Regions from separate parts of the Homo sapiens genome. Here regions 2 and 3 are each linked to region 1. The links are chromatin loops, found by intact Hi-C in ENCODE. Cell type or tissue: mammary epithelial cell. All regions are shown on one strand.

Region 1 (8,000 bases):
TTCTAATTGTTAGAGAAAATGATTTCGTCTTTTCCCCATATTCAGTATGATGTTGCCCATGGGTCTGTCATAGTTGGCTCTTGTTATTTTGGGGTATGTTCCTTTGATGCCTAATTTGTTGAGGGTTTTTATCATGAAGAGATGTTGGATTTTATTGAATTATTTTCTTTTATCTTTTGAGATAATCATATGGCTTTTATTTTATTTATTTATTTATCTTTTTTTTTTTTTTTTTTTTTTTTGAGATGGAGTCTTGCTCTGTCACCAGGCTGGAGTGCAGTAGAGTGATCTTGGCTCACTGCAACCTCCACCTCCCAGGTTCAAGCGATTCTCCTGCCTCAGCTTCCTGAGTAGCTCGGATTTGCGTCACCATGCCCAGCTAAGTTTTTGTATTTTTTTGTAGAGATGGGGTTTCACCATGTTGGCCAGGGCGGTCTCAATCTCTTGACCTCGTGATCCACCCACCTCAGCCTCCCAAAATGCTGGGATTACAGGCGTGAGCCACCGTGTCTGTCTGGTTTTTATTTTTAATTCTGTTTGGGTGGTGACACATTTGTTGATTTGCATACGTTGAATCATCCTTGCATCCCTGGAATAAAATGCATTTGACCATGATGAATTATCTCTTTAATGTGCTGCTAAATTTTGTTTGTATTTTATTGAAAACTTTTGCATCTATGTCCATCAGAGATATTGGCTTGTAGTATTTTTTGTTGTTATGTTCTTATCAGGTTTTGGTATCAGGATGATACTGATTTCATAAAATGAGTATCTGTCCTCCTTGATTTTTTGGAATTGGTTCAGTAAGATTCGTAGTATGTATGGTAGATTTGACTGTGAATCCATCTGGTCTTAGATTTTTTGGTTGATAGGTTTTTTTATTGCTGATTTAATTTCATAAATCTTAATTCAGTCCATTTGGTATTTCAGTGTACTCCTGGTTCAATAAGGAGCAATTACATGTTTCCAAGAATGTGTCTATTTTCTCTAGGTTTTCTAGCTTGTGCTCATAGAGATGTTCACAGTAGTCTCTGAAGATCTTTTGTATTTCTGTGGTATCATTTGTCACATCACCTTTATCATTTCTGATTGTGCTTATTTGAATTCTCTCTCTCTCTTTTTTTTTTTTTTGAGACATGGTCTCACTTTGTCACCCAGGCTTGAGTGCAGTGGTGTGATCTCAGGTCATTGCAGCCTTGACCTCCTGAGTTTAAGCAATCCTCCTGTCTCACCTGCCCAAGTAGCTGAGGTTACAGGCATGCACTACTGGACCTGGCTATTTTTTTTTTTTTGTATTTTTTATAGAGATGGGGTTTCAACATGTTGCCCAGGCTGGGCTCGAACTCCTGAGCTCAAGTGATCTTCCTGCCTCAGTCTCCCAAAGTGCTAGGGTTACAGGAATGAGCCATCGCACCCAACCAGTCTCTTATTTTCTTGGTTCATCTAGCTAGCAGATCATCAGTTCTATTTATTCTTTCAAATAACCTGCTTTTTGTTTCATCAATCCTTTGCATGACGTTTTTGCCTCAATTTCATTTAGTTTAGCTCTGATCTTTGTTATCTCATTTCTTTTGCTAGCTTTTGGTTTGGTTTGTTCTTGTTTTCATAGTTCCTTAAAGTGCAACATCAAGTTGTTAATAAGAGGCCTTTCTGATTTTGATATAGGCATTTAGCACTGTAAGCTTTCCTCTTAACACTATTTGTGCTGTATCCCAGAAGTTTTGGTGTGCTGTGCCTCTACTTTCATTTATTTCAAAATTTGTTTTTGATTTCTGCGTTAATTTTGTTGTTTACCCAAAGTCATTCTGGGGCAGGTTGTTTAGTTTCCATGTATTTGTGTGGTTTTCAGAGCTCCTTTTTGGGTTTATTTCTAATTTTATTCCACTGCGGTCTGAGAAGATGCTTGATATGATTTTGATTTTGGAATTTATTGAGACTTTGTTAATGATCAAGCATATGGTCAATTTTGGAGAATGTTCCATGCATAGATGTAAAGAACATGTATTCTGCCATCATTGGGTGAAATGTGCTGTAGATGCCTAAGGTCCATTTGGTCAAAAGTCCAATTTGAACCCAAAGCTTCTTTGCTAGTTTTCTGCCTCAATCATCTGTCTAGTGTTGTCAGTAGGGTGTTGAAATCTCCCATTATTATTGTATAGCTGCCTGCCTCTTTCTGTAGGTCCAGTAGAAACTGTTTTATAAATGTGGGTGCTCTGGTGTTGAGTGTGTATGTATTTAAAATAGTTAAATCTTGTTGACTTGAAGTCTTTATCATAATATAATGCCCTTTTTGTCTTTTTTAAAACTGTTGTTCGTTTAATGTCTGTTTTATCTGATACAGTAATAGCAACCCCTGCTGTTTTTTGGTTTCCATTTGTGTGACATGTATTTCTCTGTCTCTTTAAGTATGTGAGTGTCATTACAGGTTAGGTGAGTCTCTTGAGAGCAACAGATGATTGGGTCATATATGTATATTATTATTATTATTATTATTATTATTATTTTTGAGATAGAGTCTCGCTCTGTCACCCAGGATTGAGTGCAGTGGCACGGTCTCAGCTCACCTCAACCTCCGCCTACCGGGTTCAAGCAATTCTCCTGCCTCAGCCTCCTGAGTAGCTGGGACTACAGATGCACTTCACCACGCCTGGCTAATTCTTATATTTTTAATAGAGATGGGGTTTCACCATGTTGGCCAGGCTGGTCTCGAACTCCTGATTGGGTCTTATATATTAAATCCAATTTGCCATAGTATATTCTTTAAATGAAGTATTCTGTCCATTTACATTCAAAGTTGATATTGACATGTGAGGTTTTGTTCCTGTCCTAGTGCTGTTAGCTAGTTGCTTTGTAGTTTCAATTGCATAATTGCTTTATAGAATCTGTTAACTTTTTACTTACATGTGCTTACATATGCTTTTTATGGTAACAGAAGTATTGTGCTTTCATTTCCTTTAGGTTTGTTTTTCTGGGAAAGATTTTATTTCTCCTTTATTTATGAAGCTTAGTTTTGCAGGATGCAAAATTCTCGTCTGGCAATTTTTTTTTAAAGAAGGCTAAAAATAGGCCCCCAATCTCTTCTGTCTTGAAAAAGTTTCTGCTGAGAAGTTTACTATTAGTCTGATGGGATTACCTTCCTCAGTGATTTGGTCTTTTTCCTTAGGTGCCTTTAGGATTTTTTTCTTTAGCATAGAACTTAGATAATCTGATAACTATATGCCTTGGTGATGCTAATTTTGTATAGTATCTTACAGGTGTTCTCCAAATTTCTTATATCTGAATGTCTACCTCTCTAGCAAGATTAGGGATATTTTCTAAATTATTTCCCCAAATATCTTTTCCACATTTCCTTCTTCTTTCTCAGAAATGCCAGTGAGTTATAAGTTTGATCCATTAGCATAATCTCAAATTTTTCAAAAGCTTTGTTCATTTAAAAAATTATTTGTCTTCATTTTTGTATGATGGGGTTAACTTTAAATTCTGGGCTACAGCCTTTGAAATTCTTTCCTCTGCTTGGTCTAGTCTGTTGTTAAAGCTTTCAACTGTGTTTGAAATTTCTTCAGTGAATTTTTTATTTTTAAAAGTTCTGTTTGGTCTATTTTTTAATATAGCTATCTCATCTTTCATCTCCTGCATTACTCTTCTGATTTCTTTGTGATGATTTTCAACTTTCTCTTGGTTCTCTTTGAGCTCCTTACAATCCATATTTTCAATTCTTTATGTGTCATTTCAAAGTTTTCATTTTGGTTATCATCCATTAATAGAGAACTAGTGTGGTTGTTTGTGCGTGTCACAACATTTTGTTTCTTCATGGTGCTGGAATTCTTGTGCTGGTCTCTTCTCACCTGTAGAAACCGTTACTTCTTATTTTTTAATTTATTTTTGTTTGAGTGGGATTCACTTCCCCAACCCTTGAGGATGTAACTATTGTGTATGCTGCAAAGGGTCTTTTGGCTTTGCTTCTAGGAATTCCTACAGACCCTTATCCTCCAGAAGGGTCTGTTGGAATTCCTTGGTTGTAGAGAGCTATAGTGTAGTGGCTTTCTTAAATGTTAATTGTTTGTGGCTGTAGTAGTGATGGGGTGCACTTGTGGTCAGGCTCACTGTCTTTTACAGGAAAAAGGTAGTGGAGGTCTCTGGAGGCTTGTGTCCTTTCCCAGCGTTTTCTCTGTCAGCAAAAATTATATTTGGTTGTGCAGTACATGCTACTGGACAGTAGGTGGCAATTGTGGGTGAGAGCTGGCTGAGTGCTGTACAAATACGTCAGAAGTTGTGACAGACTCTGCAGGTTAACGTCTCAGCCACAAGGTGGTGCTTGCAGGCAAGAGGCAATTGCAATATTGGCATTGGAATATTTACTTGGCCTTTGTTGATTACCGGAAGTACCTGGGTGTTCCTGGCAATGGGTAGGACCTGAGGATCCCAGGGTTACTGTTTCACACTCTGCCACCATGGTGACTGAATCGGGCCAAATTGGGTGGGGCTGGGTTGGACAAGCTCATGACTAGGCTCTCCAAGGCTGGTGAAAGCACTGATCTTGCTGGGAGTTTAGCGGCAGCTTTCAGGTGACTGGAACAACCCTCCTAGGAGAGGCAAAGTTGCTATTCCTTTGCCACATATCTAACTTAGTGGAGGAGTGGCAACCTGGGGATTTTTAACCTAAATGGTGACCACGAAGTGTGATAAGCTCAGTTCCTGTACCCAGGGGTCTCTCTCCAAGCCTCTGGCCCCAGCAACAGGCCCAACCAGCTAGATTTGTCCCAAACTGTCTACACCCAGATCACTAAGCCACTTCAGGCATTCTGGACTATGGGACTCCCTGGGGGAGAAACAAGGACTATCAAGCCACATCGTCCCCAGTCTGATCTCACTAATGGAAGGGCGCCCAGCTCCCATACCACCACACAAACCCATGTCACACTATTCTCTGTGTCCTAACAGTGGGAACTCCTTCTTTGCTGAAGATTAGGCCATAAATCTCATCTCTATACCCCTGGATGGTGTGCTCCAGTCCTAAGGAACTGGGACTGGGCCAGCGATTTTGTCCTCTTGTCCATTGGGGTCAAGCACCAGCTTTGATAGGGGGAAGCTGCTCCCAGGCCACTCAGATGGGACAATGAAGGGAATTCGGTGCCCCCACTCCCCTGGGAACAGCCAGGCAGGCAGCCTTGGTAGGGGTTGGCAGGGAAAGGTGTGCCTGGTTCATATGCACCTTGGTCCCATGGCAATGGCTATAGGTCCTTTCTGGGGCATCTGAGCATGCCTGGACCCACTCTTTTCTGGCAAGGAAAACAGCATGAGCTGCAACCACTCATTGCAGGATGTAGGGCCTTGGGGGATGAGTGCCCAGAGTCATCTTTTGTTGCAGCTGCCTCTCACAGCCAAGCCTTCTAGGCTCCACCAAGTTCAAGCAGTACCTCTGTGTGTTCTCCAGGCAGCTCCTCTTGCCAGTCCAGAGGTCTGCAGGGTTCATGGGAACTCCTGTAGCTATGATCTCAGAGGTCCACGGTGGAAATGTAGTTCCCTGGATTTCTTCATTTATCTGTACCCTGGGTCCAGTCCTGGTCTGGGGGCCAGTCTGGCACCTGAAGACTCCAAACAGGCTGCCCTTCTTCCTCCCTTTTCAACCACAATTTCTTTTTTTTTTTTTTAAATACTTTAAGTTCTAGGGTACATGTGCACAACTTGCAGTTTTGTTACATATGTATACATGTGCCATGTTGGTGTGCTGCACCCATTAACTCGTCATTTACATTAGGTATATCTCCAGTGTCTTTCATTACCTATCAGATTTCAATGCTTTTGCTCAAAAGATCTGTTCAAAGTGTGAGGTATACTTGATATTTTGGTTGCTCTCTCTGGAAGAGATGTATTGTGGCTACGTCTAGTCAGTCATTTCAATCAAGATATTTTACGAGCCCTATTAGTGCAGCCAGCAGCGCGTCAGTCTCATAATCTGAATCAAGATATTTTATTTCCTTCTTATAGTTTTACTTTTTTCTTCTTTTCTCTTATTTTTCTGATGAGGATTTCCACTAAAATATTTTCTAGAAGTGGGAATAATGGATATTATTGTGCTGTATTTAAGATCTTAGGGAAAAATAATTAGTTATTCACCTGTACATGTGATGAAAGTTATAGAGTTGTGCTTTATGTAGTTGGATAAGAAATGTTTTCTTTTTCAAAAATATGTGTGTTGAATTTTGATAATTGCCATTTACAAATCTATTCTGAATCTATTGTGATGCTTATATATTTTTATATTTTAGTCTCTTACTAGAGTGAATTACAATGATTGATTTATGAATGTTAAACCACCTTGTATTCCCAGGACAAATTCAACCTGGTTATGATGTGTTACCTTTTTATGTGGCTAACTTCAATAAGCTAAATTTGAGATATTATTTTTGAATCCATGTTTAGAGATATTTGTAATTTATTTGTAATTTTGTTGCAATAACCATTCTAAGCATCTTATTAATACTCCATCATACAAGGAGTAGAGATGTGTACCCTCTTGTTTTATTTTCCAGAAGAGCTTGTCTAGACTTGTATTTTTTTAAGTGTTTGCTAGAATTTACCACTACAATCTTATGGGCTTAGAGTTTCTTTGTGAAAAGTTTTGCTGCAAATGTAATTACTTTTAAATATAGGAATATTTAGTTTTTTTTGTTGCTCTTTAATGAGTGAGCTTTGGTGGTTTGCTTGATTTGAGTAAATCGCTCATAATATTCTCTCACCATTTAAATATTGTGGGTTCTGCACTGTTGTTTTATTTTAAAATTCTGATTGGTCATCTGTGTCTTCCCTTTATTTCTTCTCAACAGTTTAGCTGTTTCTTCATGGTAGATATTGATGGTTTGTGCAGAAAGTACTCCTGATAAGTGTGGACATTCTGGCATCAGCAAGTTTGAACAGCATGTATATGGAGGGGGCCATCCTACTTGATATTTAGCAATTTTATTGAACTTTAAAAAGAGCAATTTTGAGCTTCCTGGGCTTATTTTTCTGTTTTCTATTTGATTTATTCTCACTGTTTTAATTGTTTTTTTATTTAATTATTCTTTTTCTCTAGTCTTTTTTTTTTTTTTTTTTAATTGAGATGGAGTCTTGCTCTGTCACCCAGGCTGGAGTGCAGTAGCACAATCTCAGCTCATTACAACTTCTGCCTCCCGGGTTCAAGCAATTCTCTGCCTCAGCCTGCTGAGTAGCTGGGATTACAGGTACCCGCCACCACACCTTGCTAATTTTTGTATTTTTAGTAGAAATGGGGTTTCACCATCTTGGCCAGGCTGATCTTGAACTCTTGACCTTGTGATCCACCTGCCTCCGCCTCCCAAAGTGTTGGGATTACAGGCGTGAGCCACCGCACCCAGCCTTTTTCTCTAGTCTTTAAAAGTCAAATCATACACCAATAATTTGAGAACTTTCTTGCTTTGTCTGCTATAAAGTACCCTTTCGAACTGCTCTACCTTCATCTCACAATAATTAGTATGTTATGCACTCATTTATATTCAATTGTATTGTCTCATTTCCCTTGTGGTTTTGTTATTGACCTGTGGATTATTTAGAAATACATTGTTTAATTTCTAAATATTTGATTTTCAGACATTGTTTGCTATTGATTCTAGTTTAATTTTACTGGGGTCAGCTAATATATTTTGCATAGTTTTTTTTTTTCTTTTAAATTTGTGGGTACTTTTATTGCTTAGACTAGGTGTATGTTGCATTTGCACTTGAATGTAATCCATACCTGCTGCTAATTGCTGTAGTGTTCCATAAATATCAATTTATTTGGTCAAGAATATTGTGTTATTGGATTCTATTGTACCTTACTGATTTTCTAATTGCTCTTTGAATTGCTCAGAAAGTAGTATTGAAACTTGAATTTTAAAAATTAGCGTTATTGAAGTATAACTGACAAATTGTATGGTTTTAAGGGGAATATGATAATTTAATATATGCATATATTTTGTGAAATGATTACCACTATGAAGTTA
Region 2 (8,000 bases), 650 kb after region 1:
ATCTATTATTCAAAATTGGCAGAAAAAATTGTCCAACATCAGCTTGGCCAAAAAACTTAAGATTTTAGGCAACAAGGCAATTGATCTAGTTATTCTGATTTAAAAAAATTAACTATCTTAGTAAGCCTAGTCACAAAACGTTCTACTCAAAATTAAATATTTCCTAAGAACTATCTAAAATCTTTAAATGGTCAAGAAAGTTAATTTGTAATGCCTACACTTGATTTTCATCCCCAGTTTTGTTTTGTTTTGTTTTTTCTGATTCTATGGCAGAAATTATTTTTTTGGATCTCAGCTCTTCAGGCATATTAACCAGAAACAAGTAAAAAATAAAAACTATACAAGTAAGGCTTAAATTAATTCTGACAAGCTGTAAATGCTTTTTCTGAATAGATTTTGAGAAAACTGGATTAATTCTACTTAAAAGTAATGACTCTTCATTAATAAAGTTTTAGAATTATTTTTCTTTTATTGAGATGTTCTAAGAATTATTCATATGTAGAATGTTTCTGTATTATAAACATTTTATTAGATACCAATATTAGATATTATATATTATTATAATTGATTCTAGAAGTAGACAATTCTTTTGGATGAAAGAGAAAAACTAAATAATTTTACCAGTTTAAGGTAGAAACAAGATACAAAAAAGATGTGAACCGGGAACAAGAATAAACCTATTATCTAAACACAGGTATAATAATTTTATTTTAAGTGTCTGTCAATCAACTGATGACAAATGATTGGGATTTGATACTAGAATGCCTAATATATCACATACATTTTATCAATTATTTAAATCAAAAAAGGGTTTATCTCTAATATTGTTTGCCTTTCAATGAGTCATTTTTATTGTCATTCTAAATTCTCATGTTACCAAACGACTTCGAATATCTTTAAAAAGAGAGTCCTAAGCTTCAGTGAACTCTGGTAGCGTTTGTTACTGTCCTACAAGAATGAGCCCAGATTGGACGAAGACTTGCATAATTAATTCTCTAACATGGAAGCACCGTTTTGAGTCAACTTTGCATAAATATACCATTGATTTGCAGATTTACTAATTACACCTTCTTATTGTGAATATGTCTGAGGCCTTTTAAAAAAATTAAATTTTGTCCATTTGATACTATAATTTGATTATTTCATAATCAATATAAATAAGACTAAGAAAATAAAGTAATGGTTTCTGTGAAAGAGTAATTTGTTTAATGCCTGAACAGAGGAAAAGACCACAAAGCCAATGATATAAAAACAAAACAACTCACCAATTCATTTTATTGGCTATTAGTAGATGCGGTCATGTTAAGGTGGAGAATGAAACTAGAAGTGAAGAGAATATTATGGTGAACAACAAAGTAAATTGGAGATAAAAATGTAGAGAGATTTAAACATGATCAATAATATATATTCCTTAACTGTCCCCCAAACCAACTTTAACTTTCAGACTTTAAAGATCCCATTTTCTTCCTTCCCTTTTTTCTTTCCTTTTTTTTTCCCTCTTTTTCTTTTTTTTTTTTTTTTTTTTTTGAGCTCTGCTGCCCAGGCTGGAGTGCAGTGGCGCGATCTTGGCTCACTGTAAGCTCCACCTCCCGGGTTCACGCCATTCTCCTGCCTCAGCCTCCCGAGTAGCTGGGACTACAGGTGCCCGCCACCATGCCCGGCTAATTTTTGTATTTTTAATAGAGATTGGGTTTCACCGTGTTAGCCAGGATGGTCTTGATCTCCTGACCTCATGATCCACTCGCCTCGGCCTCCCAAAGTGCTGGTATTACAGGCGTGAGCCACCTCGCCCGGCCTCTTCCTTCCCTTTTTTCTACCATCAAAAATAATAAATTGTCTAAAAGATTTTCTTGGCAGCTAAATACGAATGAAATCCCTCATTTTTGTCTTTTTATTGTTCAGGTGACAATATACAAACTCATCAGTTGCAAGTAAGCTAATTAAATATTAATAATACATATTGATTATTAATGTATATCTCTGAAACTTTTTTCTTAATCTAGTTTAGTCTATTAAAAAAGAACCTTTTCTCTTTGTACTTATTTGTACCTTGGGATAGTTAAATACACTCCTACAGCCACGTTCCCTAATGTGCTTCTTTAATTTTCAAAAGATTCGGCTTCTTATATTCTTGGTAGAGAATATAGCTCAACCCACTATTTAATATATTTTATGATCTTTATGTGAAAGCTACTGCTAGTTAGCTTTAATTAGCTTTGCCAGCCACTTTACACTTCAATGTTGTATTTGTTTTATAATTATTGTGTTAATTTGTTTATTATTTAGTGTCTACCCATTATAGTATCAGGCATATGAGGTAAGAAGCTTTGTCCCAAAACTTACCACAGTGACCGACTTGTACTACGTGCTTAATAAACATTTGTTGAATAAATAAAATCATCAGTACACTGTGAACATAATAAAACCAACTCAACACATTTAGAAGTACAGTGATTAATTGATGTTAAAATATTGGCAGTATAGAATATCTTTATAATGGCTGACATGGGGGGGGTGTCATGTACAATGTGTGACATTTATATCCCTGCAAAACTGTTGATCAGAAACTCAACTCATATTAAAATCACAGAAGTGATTTCCAGACATTGAGTCCAATCCTGGGTAGCCTCAGCCTGGAGGCCTATCCTGCTGATCTTTTTATCTAACTTAACTCCTCTTGGAAAAGGGAGTACAAATAAAATATCAACAAAATGGTTAAGTGATACCTTTTTTTCTTTGTCAAAGTTAAGGGTTGAAAGGTATCAAAATTATCCTCTAACTGTATTTTTAAAATGGAGAACTGGGGCCATGAAATCCTCAGAATGTTATGTGGAAGAGCTGGGGGTTGAAGCTTTTTTGTGCAAATGCTGCTAGCACAATTAAACAATGTGTTTCTGCTTGAACATGGACGATAACGATGTTTTAGAAACAATGGGAAGTGAATAGTTTACATCTTTACTTCCATACAAAAACATATATCTTTGAAAATAATACCTACTAATGAGACATCAGAATGAAGATAAAATTAGTGACACAAAGCATTTTCACACATTTGAGAGAAAAACAGGAAGCAGAAAACACAAATCACATAACAAAATGCAGTACATTATTTTAATATAATGAAACATAATGAGATTCTGGAGTAAAATAATATTAAAAAGTACATACATTAGATATTTTATTTGAACTTTTGACATTAAGGAAATATGCACCTATATATGACTTAATATGCCCCCATGGTTCCTCTTTAATATAACACATAAAGTATGAACATTTTCCCACTGTCTACATACTTTTGCAAAATTAAGTCACATTAGAGTAGGTAAAGAATATAATTTCCCTCGATTTTAACTCCTAAGTTCCTGTGTTCTGGTATTTTGAAGATAATGTTATAATTAATATATTTCAATGTATAAAAGATTTTAAAATATTTATAAGTATGTAATATACTTAATACATAAAGCCTCTCTATTCAACATCTTCCCAAGTGATTCAGGAATAGCAACTTTATTTTGCAATTTTGAAAGTAGAATACTTTTAAAGTATTTAAACTATGTTTCATTATATACAATTTATATGCATGTGATCTCAAAATAATCTAAAATATCTAAAACCCTTGAGAGAGGCCTTCTCATTGTAAGCTTTAGAGAAACTGGCAGATGTCAGGGAAGATACATTGAGGCAGTGAGTTGCTTTCTATTACATTCGATTCAAAATAGAACAAAAAGTCACAGTTTTTTTGTTGTTGTTTTGTTTTCTACAAGACAAAAATCAAATAAAGAACTCCTCTCAGACTCAAAAACACATATTGGAGCTACAAACTAATACACATCGCAGCAAATTAATAATGGAACATGCCTACCAGCAGAAATTTGACATTTGCTACTTCATTCAGCAAACATTTGAGTCACTGAGGTTTCAGAAACACAATCCCAATTTAAAAGAACATATAATGATGAGAAAGACACACAGACATTTGATGGGGCAAACATTATTTACATATGGGTATCTGAAGAGAGGATTCTTACCATTCAGGCTTAACTTTAATCCTTTCTTCTCCCTTTCCATCCTCTACCCACTTCTTACACTTATTGAGACAAGAAGACAAATCGCTGAAGTCAGATACTGCAACAAAATGACAACGGGCATTAGAAGAAGAAAAACGCTCCCTCATCACAATGGAGCAAGAGTGTTGCATAGTGACTAGCTGGAGCCTCCTGGAGGACAAGGCATGTAGAGCAGGAAATAAGCACAATACGGGTAAAATGAGACAATGTCAGAATAGGACACCTTGGTTGAAAGAAAATGTATTTGTGGAAGAAAAAAGAACCTTCTGGGAGATTCTGAAGTCTAGTGGTTGGGTGACGAGGCTGAGGCAGGAGAATGGCTTGAACCTGGGAGGCAGAGCTTGCAGTGAGGTGAGATCGCGCCAATGCACTCCAGTGATTAAATATCTATTTTATTTAACAATGTACTTGTAGCACCTGATATATTTGAAAGAGCTTAAAGATTAAAATATTTTAATTTCTGTTTATTTTGGGCTGCATTGAAGATAACATTGTTCTAAGACTGGACTGGGTTACTGATTTTTAAGCAATAAACAAATGGCAAAATTACCAAAGTTACTTAGATAAGAAATACTGAGAGAAGGCCTGTTTTGGAAAGAAAGATGATGAATTCAGTCTAGATATATGAAGTTGAGATACATTTGAAATGCCAACAATGAGATAGAATACATACTGAATGTAAGGCCTGAAGCTCAGCCGAGAGTTCTAGAGAGATGGACCAACAACAGGTCAATAAACGAAACTTAGGGCCAAGAGAAGAATCCAGTATTTCCACCTCATGGCAGGAATTACATAGTCCTTACCAAATTGATATGTAACACAGAGAAAATTTAATTGGTTTCTAGACTGTGCTTATACTATAGTGATTCTTAATAATTATACCCAAACTTCTGTTAAAGCCTTGAAAAAACCTTTAGAAAATGAAGGAGAAATAACAAATTCCATAAGTAAAGAGACAAAAAAAAAAAAAAAAAAGGAAAGTGGCTAGGATCCATAGGATTCAACACAAAAATATATACTGAAAATTCAGAGGTAAAAGGAATGTAGTGAGATGTAACCATGGAAATTTAAGATTCTAGTTACCCTTAAAAATCTTTTGAGAGAAGGTGGACAATGAATTTCATGTAAGTTACAGGATTAAATACTGAAGCTGTTTTATTTTAAAATTAAAATTATGAACCAATAAAGATAGAGAATTGGGGACATTTTATTTACACATTTTAAAAGGAAAAAAAGGCAATCTAGATGTAAGGGAAACAGAGAAAGTCACAAAAAACTTGAAGCATATACCATGAGAAGGTCTCCAAAATAATCACATATGGTGAAAGCCTGGGTTTTAAGGTGAAAGCACAGTACTAGGGTGACAAAAATTTGCCAGTTAAGTAATTAAAAATATTATTTTACTAACAACAAATGTCACTTGCTACTCTTTAAGCTCCAAGAGATTTTGTCTGAAAGATCCTCGGTTCTTAGAAGCATGATTGGTTTAAGTAGCTGGCACTCATTAAATGCTTCTTGAATTAATATGGGTATATGGATGAAAACACACAAACACACACATACAGGAATATATAAAGAGAGAGAATTACACTCCTTTGTTCTTGCTATAGATTATAAAAGCTGCTGTTAGAAAGGCCCATACTGGAAAGAGGACAGGAGAAGAAGAAACCCTGTAGGAGTAGTGAAAACCATACAAGTAGCACATTGTCTTGAACCAGACAATCCTCTAAGGATTGTATTAGTAGTTAACAATTCACTGGCAGTTTTAAGATATTTGTGCACTGAAAGCTACAACTAAACTAGTAAGCACTGACAATGCTGTGAGGGTGATGGAATAAGACCCATCTTCTAAAATGGCTGGTGTCGATTTGGGAATTTAGCAGCTATGTTCAAGCAGAATTGATTTTTCTCTTATCGTGTCTGCCCTCTGCTGAAGACATAGGGTGCCAATGGAGAATTAATCATATATTCTGATATATAACATTGAAACTTTTAATTAAAATTCAAGTAGCTAAAAGTGGATACAGTAGACAGTTGGACAGACTATTTGGCAGAAGCTGTGTTCTAGAAAAAAAAAGATAGAGAAACAATTTCTCTACATGACTGCTTTGGAGCTCTCTTCTCTCAGCCATTCTTGGTGCGTAAAGTGAAACTTTACCCCAAATGCATACTATTTGGAAACAGAAAAAGCTTTTTTTGTTGAAGGATACAATGGAAAATGCATAAATCAACCTTCTCTATTTGGATGACTTTGGTAATTTGCATTCATCTGTTTAAAGAGAGTTGTCTTTGGAGACTTCTTATTTTTACATAAAAATTACACTCAGCATCTCCCAGCTTCTTTTGTTCACTAAAATTAGATTTGCTCACTTATGCAATTCACAGGACCTAATTTGTTCAGAGGGAAGTCACATGCTATTTACAGCATGTCCTTTCTCACTTACCTTCCTCAAAAAAAAATTAATAATATGGCAGCTCCCCTTCCGTGGCACAGTGCAAGTGCTGGTGATTCACGGGGTGCGCTCCTGTGGGCAAAAGGCCACCTCTCTATTACAAAACAGAAATGAAAAATTGGCAAAAAAAAAAAAAAAATAAGATTTGCAAGTATCATGGGATTTTGTGAGAGTAATTACACTGGCTTTCAATATTAATGAACTTTTGGAGGACCATCCATGAAGCAGTCCATTGAATCTTCAGCTTCAACCATTCTAGTCCTGTGTCTTTGCTGATAATGGAGTCCTAACTGTATACCAATGCTGAAAAACTCAAAGACTGCTCTCGTTATCATAACTGTAGTGCAGTATTCTATCCGCTGAATGTATAACCACACTCTAATTTGGAAAAGTATTAGCAGGGCATTTGCAGAGGGAAGTGTGTTTGCTATGCTATATGAGATTCTCATATATTGATATATATGAGAATATATCAAGAGATGATCAGAAATGAACAGTGTATGAACAGTAAATACATATTTTTAAGATGGTGTATATAATTCCTCTACTGTGCTTTATGAGCCTTTAAAACATATCACCTGCTAAAATAAAACAGGCTATTTTTATATATGCCTGTTTTTGTCGCTTGCATGGTGTGTAAACTTGAGAAAATTATAATAGATATTTCTAAGCTTCAGTTTTCTAACCATAGAAGAGGGATAATAGAATATGCTACAGAGCATTTGTGAGGGCACCAGTGACAAACCATCAGAGCCAGCTTCGTGGACATGGGAACTGCCTACACACACAGCACAGCACCCTGTGCTTAGAGGAGCCCTGCAGTTAGTTTAATGCTCTCCTGTTGCTCTATGGAAATTCTTAATAATGTTTGAATAGGGCCCCCCAATTTTCATTTTCCACGGGGCACATAAATTACATAGTTCTTTCTGCAGTTAATAAGTCGTCTGGCCCAGTGATTGCCATATGTTAAGTGTTCAATATTTATTAGTGTCGTATTTGCCCTCCTCCTAAATGTGCAGGGTCAAAGTCAATCAAAGGGTCTACTGCTTTATACTGGTTTCTCACACTCTTAGGCTCTGGAAATCAGTTTGTTTCATTTCCTCCTCTTGGCCGCCTTTTCCCACATTACGTTTGAGGTCACATTTCAGTACTGGCTGCACATTATCTAACAATTTACTAGGCCCACATGACCTCTTTCCTGGGCCTATAAAGAACCTCATTTAAAGCCTTTGGGAAATAATCACTTGATCACTTTTCACAGTGAGGAACTTGCCCTTAGGGCTAGATTGAAACAGAAAGTTAAGAAAACGGCTAATGGTGCATTGGGATGTAGTTTTAGTTTGGGTGTTCAGCTCAAATCTAGGTTTTTTTTTTTTTTTTTTTAATTGCTTTGGGTCTGGTGTCAGGTCTGGGCTTTGGAAAACCAAATCACAGAATATCTAGTTTATGTCCGTTCTAGCCCCTATGAACTATATTTCAT
Region 3 (8,000 bases), 990 kb after region 1:
AGAAGAAAAAAAACAAATCAGAGAAAAATAAATGAGATCAGTATTAGAAAAACAATACAAAGGATTAATGAAATAAAAAGTTGGTACTTCAAAAAGATAAATGAAGTTGATAAACCACCAGTGAGACTACCAAAGGAAAGAATAGAGAAGATCCAAACAAACAGAAATGGAAAAGGAAACAATAAAACTGATACTACAGACAGAAAAAAAAATCATAGACTATTCTGAGCCACTATACTTTCACAAGCAATTACACTTTCACAAACTAGAAAAGCTAGAGGAAATGGATAAATTCCTGGATACATACAATCTCCCAGAGATTTAACCAGGAAGAAATATAAATATTGAACAGATCAATAAGGAGTAGCAAGATTGAAGCAGTAATGAAAAAAATCCAAATTAAAAAAAATGCCTGGGACCAGATGAATTCTCACCTAAACTGTAGCAAACATACAAAGAAGAGTTAATTTCAGTCCTTCTGAAAATATTTCAAAAAATTGAGGAGGAACAAATTCCCCTTAACTCATTCTACAAGACCAATATCACCCCGATACCAAAACTAGACAAAGACACCATAACAACAAATAAAACTGCACACCAATATTCATAATAAACATAGATGCAATAAATCATTAACACAATGTCAGCAAATTGACTGCAACAGGACATCAAAATGATAATACACCATCATCAGATAGGATTTATCCCAGGAATGCCAGTATGGTTCAACATATGCAAATCAGTAAATATGATATATGACATAAATAGAATTAAGGACAAAAATCATCTTCTCAATAGATGCAGAAAAAGCATTCAATAAAACTCAGCATCTCTTAACAATAAAAAATCTTCAACAAACTAGGCATAGAAGAAACATACTTCAATAAAATAAAGGCAATATATGACAAACCCACAGCCAGCAGCATGTTTAATGGGGGAAAGCTGAAAGCATTTTCTGTAAGAACCAGAACAAGACAAGTATGCCCATTTTCACTACTTCTATTCAACATAGCACTTGAAGCCCTTGCCAGAGCAATCAGGCAACAGAAAGAGATAAAAAACATTCAAATTGGAAAAGAGGAAGTCAAAATAAACCTGTTCGCTAGGGATATAATCTTTCATCTAGAAAACCTTAAAGAATCCAATAAAAAACTCTTAGAATTAATAAATAAATTCACTAAAAATTCAAGATATAAAATTAATGTACAGAAATCAGTGTTTCTATACACCAAGAGTGATCTAGCCTGGGACTCTATCGAAAAAGCAATTCTATTTACAATAGCTATAAAAAAATTAATATGCCTAGGAATATATTTAACTGAAGAGGTAAAAACCTCCATAAGGAAAACTACAAAACACTGATGAAAGAAATTATAGATGACACAAGCGAATGGAAAAACATTCCATGTTCATGAATTGGATACTGCCCAAAGAAATCTACAGATACAATGCAATTTCTATCAAATTACCAAGATCACTTTTCACAGAATTTGAAAAAAAAAAATATAAAATTCATGTGGAATCAGAAAAGAGCCCAGATAGCCCAAGAAATCCTAAGCAAAACAAAAAGAACAAAACTGGAGGATCACATTATATTGCAAGGCTATAGTAATCAAAACAGCATGGAACTTGTATAAGTGTAGACAGTAGTATCAGTGAAATAGAATAGAGAGCCGTATGCAAAAGAATGAAATTGGACCCATACCTCTCATCACATACAAAAAGTAACTTATGTTGGATTAAAGACCTAAACATAGACTTGAAACTAAAAACATCATAGAAGAAAACCTAGAAAAAAACTCTTCAGGACATTGGCCTAGGAAAATTATTTATGACCAAATTCTAAACCAAACACAACAAAACCAAAAATAGACAAATAGAGATTATTGAAATGAAAAAGCTTGTGCACAGCAAAAGAAGCATTCAATAGAGTAAACTGATAACTTACAAAATGGAAAAAATATTTGCAAATTATGCCTCCAACAAAAGACTAATATCCAGAATCTACAAGGAACTCAACAAGGGAAGAAAGCAGGTAACCCCATTAAAAAGTGGGCTAAGGACATGATCAGGTATTTTTAAAAGACATAAAAGCAGCCAACTAACATTAAAAAAATCACTAATCATCAGAGAAATGCAAATTAAAACCACAACGAAATATCATCTTAGATATTTAAAATGGCTATTAATAAAAAGTTAAAAAATAACAGGTGTTGGCAAGGATGCAGAGAAAAGAGAATGCTTACACACTGTTGATGGGAATGTAAATTAGTAAAACCTTTCTGGAAAACAGTATGGATATTTCTCAAAGAAGTAAAGATAGAACTACCAGTTCATCCAGCAGTCTCACTACTGGGTATATACCCAAAGGGAATAAAAACAAATGACAACAACAAAAATTACATCACAAAGACATTGCACTTGTAATTTTATCACAGCATTATTCACGATAGCAAAGATATGGAATCAACCTAAATGGTCATCAGTAGATGATTGGATAAAAATATGCATTACACACACACACACACACACACACACACACCACAGACTACTACTAAGCCATGAAAAGAATGAAATCATGTCTTTTGCAGCAACATAGGTGGAACTGGAGGCCATCATCTTAAGTGAAATAACTCATAAACGGGAAGTCAAATACTGCATGTTTTACTTATAAGTGGTAACTCAGTAATGAGTACACATAAACATACAGAGTAGAATAATAGACATTGAACACTCCAAAAGATGAGAGGGTGGGAGGTAGGTGAGGTTTGAAAAATTATGTTATGTACAATGTTCAACTATTAAAGGCTTCACCACAAATACAGTATACACATGTAAAAAATTTACACTTCTAACTCCTAAGTAGATTGCTAGTAAAAAAAAAAAAAAAAAAAAAAAAAAAAAACCATTTGGGGCTGTGGATATTTTCATGGTCTTTACTGTGGTTATGGTTGATTCCATTGTGTACATACACGAAAATTTATCAGATTGTGCACTTTGAGTATGCACAGCTTATTGTATGTTAATTATACCTCTGTAAGAAATTAAAGTAAAATGTTAAAAGAAAGCATATACAAGCAACAGTTCGACCTTTAGATACATTCTGATGACACATATTAGAATAACTACCTTACCATAATAGAAGAAGAAAATGGTGATTTAATCTATAGAGAATTTTAAATGAAATTTGAACTCAAAATTGTCAGGTATATCTGAGATTAGAGAGTAGAAAAATGAATTTCTACTTTGAAAGAGTTCAAAGAGACAAGTAAGATTATTAACAAAAGCAGACATACATTGAGTTTCAACACCATAAAATTTCAAAATAACATGAATTACAAAAAATAAAATTTTTAAATTTCCAGAAAATAAAACATGTTATCTAAAAAGTATTTAAAAGATGAGTATTAATTTTATCAATAGAAGCACTAATTTCCTAAAGACAATAGAGAAATACCTCAAAATCTGAGAGAGAAATGTATTAATCAATTTTAGGTTAAAATAAAGGCAGCGTGAGATAATCATGTCAGTTTACTTTACATGGACTTTTCATAAGAAACTGGAAAACTGAGCAAGCAAGACAGGGAAAATGAGTATCCAAACCAAAAAATCAACACTGGATAAAGGTAAATAATGACAGAAAGAAAACATTTTAGGAAGAAAGGCATGTAGTATTCCTCAGCACCAAGGAAGAATAGAGGATTCCAGGAATAATGCTTCCTAGAAAAACTAGTTGATTAACCAGAGTATGTATTTAAATGTGTTGAGAAATTAATACTTCAGTAGAGATTGGAGATAGATTATAAATTACCTATTGTAACAAATACTCAGTATTAAGAAAACACTATAGACTATAATCTCCTAGAAAACACAAAACTGTACAGAAATCAGGAGTAATCAAAGTACACTGTATATATAGTTCAACTGTGAATAGTGTTCACACAATCATAATAAAAACACTAATTATTAATTTAAATAAAAAGTATGGCACAACTCTCTTGTGTATGAAGTAGAGTAAATAGAAAACTCTTCTGCATTAGAAAGTCAATAGATACATCTAACACTAGCAAATCAAGAAATAATAGAATAATCATGTTTTTTTGACATATAGCATAATACGATACAGAAAGAAAACTTTTCTTAATGATGTCATCTCAGGAGTGAAGATTTGGAATTCTCTAAGTGTGAGGGAATTTTTTTCTTAATTTTTCCCTATTATAAGCCATGTAGAATTATTTCACTTTGAAAACAATGACTATACAGATGTGATAAAGCATAACAATTAAAATTAATAAAACAGGAAAAGTCTGGCTTTGAATAATATACTGACAGCAATGAATAGTATTATGGTTTAGTCATAATGATACCGAGTTTATAGTTTTGAAATAACAATTTTGAGGTTTATTCTGGTATGACAAAATTACTAAATTTGTAAAATGAGAATATAATACTTGACTCATTAGACCAGCCTCATAAGGTGACTGATTTCTTCAAAGACTCATTCTCTCTCTCCTTAATCTGTAACTTCTTTACAAGGAGTATCTAAACTGAATTCTCAGAACACAAAAAGAGACTATAAATCTCTTTGCTACTATACAACTGTCAGATTTCACTAAATCCAATTATCATTGGGTACCACCCTAAGTTAATTTGCCACTGATTTGTATCACTGCATGTTTAGATCTGTTTTACTTGCTCTTATGACAGATGTATTTCCGCCATTTTAGCAGTGGAATTAAACGGTGAAAGCCTATTGATTATTGAGGAATGATAACTCAGCTACACAGCAGCACCATCTTTTGGCCTTTGAAGGAAAATGATCCAAACTTATGAATCATGAGGTCTGTATTTCTGGCATGCGATGTATGCTTACTTTGTGAATCACCTTTGCAATGCAATTAAAGTAAGGAAATGGCTTCAAAAGGACTGGAATCAACATTTCACATGAGATCAGATATCCACAAAAACAAATCAACTGAAAAAGATCTATATTTTATTCATTCAACAAAAATTAAAGTATTATTTTAGAAAGTGTTTACCTTTAGAATTGGAATTCCTTTCTTTTTAACTTATGAATTGCTTGTACATTTATTTTGTATGGTTATTTAGTATTATCATTTAAGTTTATTCAACATTTCTGACTTATGAAAGGACTTTCTGTAATTTATTTATTTTTTGGAAAGCTGACTCCAAAGTATGCTTTTTTTCCATTTATCTTTAGAGTAGTAGTAATATATTTATTACTAAACATAATCAAATAGTTATGATTCTAATATATTTATCAAATGTTTTTACCTTTTCAGATACTATTATCAAGTGCTGTCTGCAGACAATTTGCAAGAAGTGCAAATTTTATGAAAACTAGATTTTGTTAGGTTGGTGTGATGAATAAGACAAATACTTTGTTTTAGAATATCATTTACTTTATTGCTACAGATGTATTTGCAGAAATTATATATAAAAAATAAACAGAATGCAGCATCAGAACATGTGGTTTAACTCTGACCCTAACAATGAGTAGCTCTTTATACTACAGCAGTAATTCAATCTTTATTTCATACATATGGAAATATTTGCTAAAATTAATCTAAAAGATTGCCTTATCTAACTCATATAGATGCTTCCAGGTATATATATATTTACTTTAATAGAGTTTATTTAGGGCAGTCTTAGGTTCACAGCAAAAATGAGCTGAAGACACAAAAATTTCTCATGTGCTTCTTATCCCACACATGAATAGCCTCTCCCATTGTCAACATTCCCTATCAGCACCGAACATTTGTTACAACTGATAAACCTACATTGACACATATGCATTCACCCCAAGCCTGTAATTTACATTTATCAGGGTTCACTCTTGGTGTTTTACATTCTATAGGCTTGGACAAATGTATGATATATATTCACCATTAGGGTATCATACAGAATATTTTCATTGTCTTAAAAACTCTGTGCCTGAGTTTTTATAAATTGTTAATTTTTGAATTGTGTTTTCTTTAGTTTTTACCAAATAAAACACTATAGTATTTTCATATTTTATCATTACCTTTTTCCCACTATGATATCTTATTTTTTCATAATTCTGTGGTACCAACATATAGAAAGCTTTTTAAAAATGTGTATTTCCACAGTCCTAAAAAAAATTTTTCTCCAAAAAAGCTTTCTCATTAAAGTCAATCTTAGAGTATAAACAAAATATTTATTTATCATTCCTCTACACCACGCTGAAGCCCAGAGTGTCATTTAGGTCACTGAGTTGAATAATATTCAGAAATATAAATATGAAATAATTAAGTGTATTTTTCAACATAGTTAGATTTAAATCTAGATCTGTCCTGCCTAGTATCATAGCCACTAATACTTGAGAGGCTGAGGCAGAAAAATCGCTTGAACCCTGGAGGCGGAGGTTGCAGTGAGCCGAGATTGCACCATTGCACTCCAGCCTGGGTGACAAGAGCGAAACTCTGTCTCAAAATAAATAAATAAATAAATGAAATTTAAAATTCAGTGATTCAGTCAATCTAGCCACATTTCAAGAGTGCAGTAGCTACAAGTGGCTAATAGCTTGGGTACTGCAGATATGACCATTTCTGAAGTACTAGCCTTCCGTGAAGACAATCATGGAAGAACTATTGGACAGTACAGATTATCATACACAAATTGAAATATTATTATCTAAAAAGTTAATAGAAATCAAATGATATACCAAAATGTCAACAGCAAGTTAAAGTAAATAAGACCTATAAGGCTTTAAAAAGTTATTTTTTTAAATATTGGTAAGCACACATTAAACGTTTTGAAATTAGTGCTTTTAGCAATTGAAGAATTGAAGGCACAAATTCTATGTTACTTTTCCCGATCACAGCTTCTGCTTTAAAAAAAAAAGAAAATCGATATGTCTGATAAAAATACACATTACATTTTGTTAATGACAAATGCTTGGTTTAAAACTTCGTGGTTCAAGTTAGTTAAAAGAATTTCAAGTCAAATATACAGTCTCCCAGATAAATTTTCTTTTTTTTTTTTTTTGGATCTCAAAAAGAAAATATATATCTTTATATTTATTTTTACAAAACATCTCACTTACACCTTAGTCATAGGGTGTGAAAAACAAAGAAATAGTGAAACACTAGTAATTATATTGACTAGAGAGAAGGAAATCTAAGAATCTTGTTGATTCAATGTGTTTTCTTTTTTAATTTGATAATAATTCTTTTCAATGCGCTACATACTATTGCATGCACTTTACATGCATGAATTATTTTAATCCTCACATCTGATTTAGGAAATAATTATTTTCATTTGTAAATGAAGAAATTGTGGCAACAAGAGTTTAAATGAACACCCCAAGTTCAGACACCTTGTTTATAGATGAGCCAATTTTTGAATATATGCAGTTTGAAGTTTGAATCTCGATCCCACAGTCTATGATTAAACTCTTAAGAAAACCAATTCAACTTGTAGAATTTAAAAGGTCACATATGCATGACAGGTATTAAACCATAAACTTATTTTAGCCACTTATGTGATGAAGAGGGAGTGCCAGCTCAGAAATAATCAGTATGGTTGGGAAAGTTTGATGCCTATAACAGGCTAAAAATTTATCCCCAAGATATCCACATCCCAATTCCTAGCATCTCTGAATGTTACTTTTTATGGTAAAAGAGACTTTGTAAATGTGATAAAGTTACAAATGATGAAATGGAGAAATTATTCTACATTACTTAGGTAGGCCCCAAATGCCATCACAAATGTCTTTAGATAAAGGGAGGCAGAGAGAGAATTCACACAAAGGAAGAAAGTGCAATGTGACCATAGATACAGAGATTGAAGTAATACAGCCAAAAGCCAATGAATGATGGCAGCCACCAGAAGCCACCAGATAAGAGGAGGCAGGAAATGGATTCCCCCAAGAACCTCTGGAGAGAGTGTGGCCCTGCTGAGACCTTGAGTGTAAGCTAGTGAAATTCATTTTGTACTTCTGACTCTCCTGCCTTGCT

The links. Hi-C counts contacts between places; a loop is a spot of excess contacts. Peaks named below come from ENCODE experiments on the same cell type or tissue, not always from the same donor. Only the 100,000 strongest peaks of a DNase experiment are listed, where the experiment ranks them.
Region 2: a loop joins it to region 1, with 19 times the contacts of the local background. A loop is called at or near these places in 7 of 110 quality-filtered maps.
Region 3: it touches region 1 in a loop (13-fold over the local background); 6 of 110 quality-filtered maps call a loop at or near these places.

Annotation. Positions count from the first base shown.
Region 1 is chr12:16,935,748-16,943,747 of GRCh38, forward strand. The region is part of intron 3 of LOC105369677 (a long non-coding RNA gene); the gene reads right to left. Among named protein-coding and RNA genes, the nearest start is that of LMO3, 330 kb to the left of the region's middle. In mammary epithelial cell, a CTCF peak has its summit at 4,277 (motif pointing right); a DNase peak (open chromatin) is centred at 4,274.
Region 2 is chr12:17,584,966-17,592,965 of GRCh38, forward strand. It overlaps LINC02378 (long intergenic non-protein coding RNA 2378), which reads right to left and starts at 4,113. Exons shown (of 5, transcript NR_146522.1): 1 at 4,029-4,113; 2 at 1,266-1,320. LOC124902888 (a long non-coding RNA gene) reads left to right here and starts at 4,224. Exons shown (of 2, transcript XR_007063231.1): 1 at 4,224-4,418. In mammary epithelial cell, a CTCF peak has its summit at 4,230 (motif pointing left); no DNase peak of the experiment used is centred here.
Region 3 is chr12:17,924,356-17,932,355 of GRCh38, forward strand. No RefSeq gene overlaps it. Among named protein-coding and RNA genes, the nearest start is that of RERGL, 160 kb to the right of the region's middle. In mammary epithelial cell, a CTCF peak has its summit at 4,793 (motif pointing left); a DNase peak (open chromatin) is centred at 4,836; H3K27ac peaks cover 774 bases.